Linked DNA regions of Mus musculus: regions 2 and 3 are each linked to region 1. Evidence: chromatin loops called from intact Hi-C (ENCODE). Cell type or tissue: heart. All regions are shown on one strand. Region 1 overlaps Bcl7a (B cell CLL/lymphoma 7A). Region 2 overlaps Wdr66 (WD repeat domain 66). Region 3 overlaps Wdr66 (WD repeat domain 66).

Region 1 (2,500 bases):
ATGTCAGTTCTGAGCATCTAACTCAGGTTATCCAGTGCCTTTATCCACCACCTACTTAGCCGTCTCACCAGACCCTGTTATTGTTGTTGTTGTTATTATTATTATTAATCTCATTGTGTAGTTTAGAGCCACACCTGGGACCTAGAATTAACAATCCTGCCTAAGTCTCCGAGGGTACAGGAATCTCTCAGGATCTCGGGGTACTAGAATGATGTACTGTGACCCCCCAGCTCTCAAGGTCAAGTTCATAACTCTTGCCTCTGCTCCCAAGCCCTCCCCCATCAGTGTCCATACCTAGTAATAGTGCTTTGTACTCCAGTGAGGAGGTCATTGGCTGGGGAAGAAGGAGTCAGTGTGTATTTGGTAGCCCCTAATGCCTGGTACTTCAGACATTCACCTCTGTTCCTGTCACCTTGGAAGGCCCAAAGCTCTGGCATGCTTTCTAGCCTGAACTGTGGCCTTATGTTACAAGTTAATTACTTAAATTATTATTAATAATAATAATAACACACTCAGATTTTTTTACTTGGTTGATTTAATTGGGCTCAGACTAAGGAAGCTAGTCAGAACCTTGTTGGTACATATTTTTTTTTTTTTTTTGGTAAAGATTTATTTATTATTATTTTATTTTATTTCATTTTTAGGTTTTTCGAGACAGGGTTTCTCTGTGTAGCCCTGGTTGTCCTGGAAGTCACTCTGTAGACCAGGCTGGCCTTGAACTCAGAAATCTGCCTGCCTCTGCCTCCCAAGTGCTGGGATTAAAGGTGTGCACCACCACGCCTGGCTGATTTATTTATTATTATATCTAAGTACACTGTAGCTGTCTTCAGACACACCAGAAGAGGGCGTCAGATCTCATTATGAGTAGTTGTGAGCCACCATGTGGTTGCTGGGATTTGAACTCGGGACCTTTGGAAGAGTGCTCTTTACCACTGAGCCATCTCTCCAGCCCTTGTTGGTATATATTGAGTGACTTTTGGCTGTTTAGGTTTTAAAAGTTTCTGGACTGCTTCTTTTCTCCTCTGTACAGTGTGTTCCTCTCTTGTCCTTTTACTAATCTCAGAGAAGGGTTGTATAGCTCGGCCTCTAGGACACAGGGGCATCAGGATTGTGTCTCTACCTGTCACTGAGGTCATTCCTGGTAATAACTTTGTCCCTCCAAGTACCTTCTGATTATCCTGAGTGGAGAGTAAAAGCTTGGGCCTGTGGCTTGTGCGCTCGCTCGCTCTGCCTCCAGGAGGCAGGAGAGGGATGGGAGAGAGACAGACATCTGTCTTCACTTCAAGCTTCCCCTGCTAAAAGGAGCGTGGGCGGGGCCTTTGGAAAGCAGGCCATGCCACCGAGGGTTTGGATTCTCACTGAGTTCTGAGTTCACCTCCTCAGGTCTCACTTCCTTGATCTGTCGGGTGGAGAAGGTGACGCCTGCTGCCACAGACGGTCATGTAAACATGAGAGTATGTGGGCCTGGTGCTTGGCATGTGGCACATGGAACTACACATGGTCGGTTTCCTTTAACAGTGCGAGCCAGGGTGTCAGTGATAACAGGATCATGGAGACCTGAGTGGCAGTTGGTGGGTGGGAAGTGTATGGTTTGGTTATGGTTGTCTTTGAGTGTGTTTGCCTCTGCTTCCCACCCCCACCCTGAAAGGCTCAGTGGCGACATGGCAGAGACTATAATGTATCACAGTATAAATGAGGGGAAGTCCATAGGTTAGGTTTGGGTGGAGAAGCCAAGGTCCTCATAACTGTAGTCCTACGTAGCAGTGGGACTGTTGTATTGAATTGAGATTGCAGCCCTGACTCCCCAGCTCTAGCTTCCCAAATCAGCTGGGTTACTTGCTAAACTCAGTAAGACTTGAGGCTGCCTCCCTAAGATGGCCACGTTGGAGCCTAGACTGTTGGGGTTCAAACCCCAGCCCTGCCCCTGTGTGTTCACCCCTCTCCGGGTACGTGGCCTCTAAATATCTAGAGCAAGAAATGGTACCATATAACCGAAGTTGGTGGCCATAGTAATAGTCTATAGAAAATGGCCGTGGCTTGGGGAGGGCATAATTATTATCCTTGATAAAGCCATTCGCCCCCTTTCCTTCTCACTGCTTGTATTTTCCTCCTCCTCATCTGCAAGCCTGTCTCTCTCAACTGGGCACTTGGCTTCTATCCTGTGGGAGTTTAGAGACCAGGGGTTCATGAGACCAGGGGTCCATGCAGAGCCTTGACTGAAGGACAGGTACAAGGAATTGTCCTCACAAGACCAGGCTCAGCCTACTTCTCAGCACCCAGCCCACCCAACTCCCCACCCCCATGCCCATGAACTGTTCTGAAGGGGAGCTGCCAGGAGGGTCGGGTGCTTGCTTGCTTTCTGGATCCCAGAAGGGAAGGGAGCACGAATCTTATGTGGGCCAAGTGACTTTCCCAGGGGCCTCGGTCAGTCGGCAAGGACAGAGCTGGGATTCCAGCCATATCTGTGTGATCAAAGCTTGTTGTCTTAGCCCCAGGGCTA
Region 2 (2,500 bases), 52 kb before region 1:
CGGCGTATGGGTCGCCTATTGAGCATGCGCAGGTGCTCCCCGTAAAATCCACGCTAGAGCTGCAGAAGCGATACTTGGTGTTCATTAACAAGGACAAGGTAGCAGCCCTCCCTCTTCTGCCCCTGCAAGATGGCTATGCACTGGGTCTAAAGAGCAGGACACCCCGGGGTCGGTGAGATCGCTGGACCAGTAGGGAGCTTACCGCCTATTCCGGCGACCTGAGTCAGAACCCTGGGACCCAGTAAGAGAAGAGACTGACTTGGGAAAGTTGTTTCCAAATGTGCACCCCTGTGGCACTAATGTCCCTTCCCTAATAAATGCATTTAATAATAGAACAGACAATAAGACCCATGGGCCCTTAGTTGTTCTGCTGCACAGAATTACCTCCATAGGGGTCGTTGACCATTCTGAAAATAGCCACAGATTAGTGAGAAAGGCTCTGGAAGGCGTTTCTTTTTGTTTTAATTTTGTGTGTGTGTGTGTGTGTGTTTGTAAGTGCGTATGTGCTACAATACGCATGTGAAGGTCAAAGGACAACTTTCAAGAGTCGGTTCTCTCCTACCCTGTGAGTCCCCCCTACCCCCCAGGGTGGAACTCAGTCAGGCGTGGTGGTGGTGGCAGCAAGTACCTTTACCCACTGAGCCATCTCACGGGCCCCTAGGAGATATTTCTGAGCTGAGTTTTCAAAGATTCCCAGTGACAATTCATGGCCCTCCAAAGGATGCTCTTCTTTCTTTTTATTGGCTGGGAAAAATCTAATTTGCATGGAAGTTATACAAAACAGTTGCATATATATACATATATACATGTATAGATATCTCAGATATCATATATATATCAGATATGTATATCATGTATATTGGATATGTATATCATATATATGTATATATATATATATATATACATATATATATATATATATATATATCCATGTTAAAGCCATCTCTGACAGATGGCCCCAGATGTGTGAATGTACAGGACCAGCGTCTGGAGGTAAAGCTTATTATCTGTCTCCACATGCCTTTCCAGGTTGGACTCCAGATCTTACCAGTTGACGGCAACCCCCACAAAACATGTGCTATCGTTTGCCACCCAAACGGGGTGGCTGGGATGGCCCTTTCCTATGATGGCCGCTTTGCCTTCACAGCCGGAGGCCAAGATCGCTCAGTGGTGCAGTGGAAAATTAACTTAGGGTACGTGAAGGGACATACCCTGGCCCCATAAGGAAATGTAGACTTGTGTGTGTGTGTGTTTGAATATGTACATATGCATGTCAGTTCCTGAGGCAGCCAGAAGAGGGCATTGGATCCCCTGGAGCTGGAGTTAATGTCATTGTGAGCCACCCACAGGGAACACTTTTAACTGCCTTTGCTCTGCCCCTTAGACCCTGTCTTTTCATTTGATTACAACAGACCGGTTTCAGAGTACCTGCTACATGCCCTGTGTTGTGCTAGGACTAAACAGTACCTGGCTCTCAGGATGCTTCCTGGTGACATAGGCTGCCGTGCAGTTTCCTGGGCCACACTCTAAATTTCCAGCTTGGGCGAGAATGTCCCTGGCTCTACCTGGCTCCACCTGGCTCCAGGAAGTGGTTCTCAGTATCTGCACATAGTCACCCTGACCAGAGAGACCAAGGCCACCCCCAGCATGGGCATTACAGGAACAGTCAGGATGACTCTGTTGCCTTCGGCTCCTCTGCCCGTCCCTGCCCTGAGAGGAGACCTGCTCTGCCTAATGTAAGGCTGGAACATTCTAAACTTGTAGATTGTCTTAGTCAGGGTTTCTATTCCTGTACAAAACATCACGACCAAGAAGCAAGTTGGGGAGGAAAGGGTTTATTGAGCTTACACTTTCCACATTGCTGTTCATCACTAAAGAAAGTCAGGACTGGAACTCTAGCAGGTCAGGAAGCAGGAGCTGATGCAGAGGCCATGGAGGGATGTTCCTTACTGGCTTGCTTCCCCTGCTTGCTCAGCCTGTTCTCTCATAGAACTCAAGACTACCAACCCAGGGATGGCACCACCCACAAGGGACCCTCCCCCCTTGATCTCTAATTGAGAAAATTCCTTACAGCTAGATATCATGGAGGCATTTCCTCACCTGAAGCTCCTTTCTCTGTGATAACTCCAGCCTGTGTCAAGTTCATACACACACACACACACACACACACACACACACAAACCCCAGCCAGAACATTAATATTAGAATAAAGAGGCTGGGCAGTGGTGGTGCACGCCTTTAATCCCGGCACTCGGGAGGCAGAGGCAGACGAATTTCTAAGTTCGAGGCCAGCCTGGTCTACAGAGTGAGTTCCAGGACAGCCAGGGCTACACAGAGAAACCCTGTCTCGAAAAACAAAACAAACAAACAAAAAGAATCAAGAATATTAGGGACCTTAATGTCAAAGAGATGAGGGTTTCAGTATAGCCTGGAGTCTCTGCTCTAGACTCTGGGCAGTTTTCTTAATATTTCTGATCCTTAGATTCTGTCTGTGAAGTGG
Region 3 (2,500 bases), 65 kb before region 1:
AGCTATCTCTTTCTCTCATGTGCTACTAAAACCTGTTTCATACCCCCCAATTTCATACATTAAATTTAAGAAAACATGGCAAGAGGCTACTCTTGCAGAAGACCAGAGTTCAGTTCTTCACATCCACGGGGTAGTTTACAATCATCTATAACTTCATTTCTAGTGGATCCAGCACCGTCTTCTGAAGGCACCAGGCATACATTGGCACACATTCCTATATGTAGGCAGAAACTCTCATGCGCATAACCATTGTTCAAAATCTAAAATAATTAAAAAAAATAGAACTCAGATAGTTTTGTTATTTTGCTTGCACAATAACAGTTACATATTCTGTATTGGAGTTTTTGGTGTTTGTTTGTTTGTTTGTTTGTTTCGCATGGCTTCTTGAGACAAGGTCTCATTACGTAGCTGGTTCTGATCCTAAGCTTGTCTTCCTGCCTCATGCTCCCGAGAATCCCTAAGAGTTCCCTTAGCTCGTGGTCTACCACCCCACCATTCATATTGTAAATGTGCAATTCTTGGGTCTGAATTAAGCACTGGTCATGAAAACCTGAGGGTTCTAGCGCAGTCCCTGGGACCCACGTAAAGGAGGAAGCTGAGAACTGACTTCCCGGAGTTATCCTTTGACCTGCCGCGCACACGCTGTGCACTCCTGCCCACACCCCAATAACTTTGTAAGGGTTTCATGTACACTGCTCAGAACATGTGGAGCCCTAGGTTAAAGAAAAAGACAAACCAGCCATCATTAGTGTGTTAGAAACATTCCTGGGAGCTGCCCTATGGCGGGAGCCACCGTACAATCTGCCTCTGCTGAGCCCATTCACTTCCCGCAATGCCGCAGGGGCGCTGGACAGTCATGGCATCTGCGCGTGCCTTTACAAAGAGGTGTACAGTCGTCATCTCGGAGGCATGAGAAGACGTTTTAGAGCATAGATGGATGCTACACTCGACCTTCAGTTAGCTTCAGGGTAGAGGCTTTGAAGACCAGGCCTAACTTCCCACTCTCCCATACTAGAGGGCTTCACAAACACTGGGCGAGCAATGCTGATTCTGCCCAGCAGAGGCCAGTAAAGACAGCCCTAGCCAATTACTCTGCCCACCTGCCTTGCTTATTAATCAGAAATCTCACTTAATCAGCTTGCCTGACATCCGAGAAAATTTACTCTTTCTCCCTCTGTCATTAGAATTCTTTTAAAAAGATTAAAAAAAAAAAAAAAAAGCTCTCCTAGGATGGATTGGAGGGCTAGAAATAAAAGCCACATTGTCAGCTGGCCCCGGCGCTGTCTTTGCCTGTGAATGACAGGGTGTGGCTTTATGATGATTCTAACAGCAGAGTCTTCCTAGAAAGCAGACCGTGTCCCACTGCCCAGCCTCGGTGATGTGGGAGAGCTGTTGGATCGCTCTCCATGGTCACCTGTCGTTATATGGCAGTGACTGTGAGTCAGTCACCCATCCATGGTAAGAACATGCCATTTACGTTAGGCAACGCTGACTGGGCTCCCGTGTACTGTAGACATGGAGCCCAGATAGGTATAAGTGGTATTTGCTATATATTTACAATAAAAGACCCCCCCCCAGGACTGGGTTTCTTTGTTTATCCCTGGCTGTCCTGGAACTCACTCTGTACTGTAGACCAGGCTGGCCTCAAACTCAGAGATCCGCCTGCCTCTGCCTTCCGAGTGCTAGGATTAAAGGCGTGTGCCACCACTGCTGGGTTTTGAGCAGATCTCTTAACTTCTCTTTAGCCTTGGAGATGTAAAATGGTGTTTCAGTAAAGGCCGCTTCATTGGGCAGCATTGCATGGAACGTCACAACACATGGGCTCCAGGGTCTGCCACAGTTAGACGACGTTCCGTGGATGGATCTCGCCATGAGCACTATGGAACAGCCTGGTGTTTTTCTCTATTTCAGCTACATTGTCACCGGTGACATTAAGGGCAACATTAAGTTCTACGACCACACCCTCTCCGTGGTCAACTGGTACAGCAACTTCAAACTGGGCGCCATAAGGACTCTGTCCTTTTCAAAAACCATACCAAGCCTGCCAACCGAGAAGTCCAACCTCCCCACAGACTGCACTCTAAGAGGCGACCTTTTCGTTGTCAGGTGAGCCCTTAGTGAATCTAGTCATCTGGACGGCTGAGAAATGACTGGTGCCCCCTTCAGTTTGCGTGCAGTGCAACCAACCAGCGTGTCTCTTGTTCCTAGGAGATAGAATTGAGGGAACGCACCTTCCTAGTTAGTCTTAGAAACAGCTCCGTGGCTGCATTTAGTATTAGATTTTTAAAAAAAAATTAATTGTTGAGGATTTTACTATCTAGAAGCCGGAGTAACTGGAAGCTGGGTGGCTTTTATGCCTGGGTTCTCATCTCTTACTGCGCCTGGAGGAGTCCTTGGCTGTGGGTTAGCCTCATTTCTCAGAGCTAAGCTTGTCCTAGCCGCTGAGGTTAAAGGCGTTGTGGTAATTAATAGCCATAACATTTCAAGACTGAATTATCTG

What was found. Hi-C counts contacts between places; a loop is a spot of excess contacts. Peaks named below come from ENCODE experiments on the same cell type or tissue, not always from the same donor. Only the 100,000 strongest peaks of a DNase experiment are listed, where the experiment ranks them.
Region 2: a loop joins it to region 1, with 2.1 times the contacts of the local background. A loop is called at or near these places in 7 of 42 quality-filtered maps.
Region 3: it touches region 1 in a loop (2.0-fold over the local background); 7 of 42 quality-filtered maps call a loop at or near these places.

Annotation. Positions count from the first base shown.
Region 1 is chr5:123,349,266-123,351,765 of GRCm38, forward strand. All of the region lies in intron 1 of Bcl7a (B cell CLL/lymphoma 7A), which reads left to right. Among named protein-coding and RNA genes, the nearest start is that of Gm15860, 5.4 kb to the left of the region's middle. In heart, a CTCF peak has its summit at 1,218 (motif pointing right); a DNase peak (open chromatin) is centred at 1,300; H3K27ac peaks cover 1,024 bases.
Region 2 is chr5:123,297,438-123,299,937 of GRCm38, forward strand. It overlaps Wdr66 (WD repeat domain 66), which reads left to right. Exons shown (of 21, transcript NM_001370840.1): 15 at 1-98; 16 at 1,030-1,193. Among named protein-coding and RNA genes, the nearest start is that of Wdr66, 45 kb to the left of the region's middle. In heart, a CTCF peak has its summit at 1,281 (motif pointing right); no DNase peak of the experiment used is centred here; H3K27ac peaks cover 17 bases.
Region 3 is chr5:123,284,328-123,286,827 of GRCm38, forward strand. Wdr66 (WD repeat domain 66) reads left to right here. Exons shown (of 21, transcript NM_001370840.1): 10 at 1,912-2,106. Among named protein-coding and RNA genes, the nearest start is that of Wdr66, 32 kb to the left of the region's middle. In heart, a CTCF peak has its summit at 1,056 (motif pointing right); no DNase peak of the experiment used is centred here.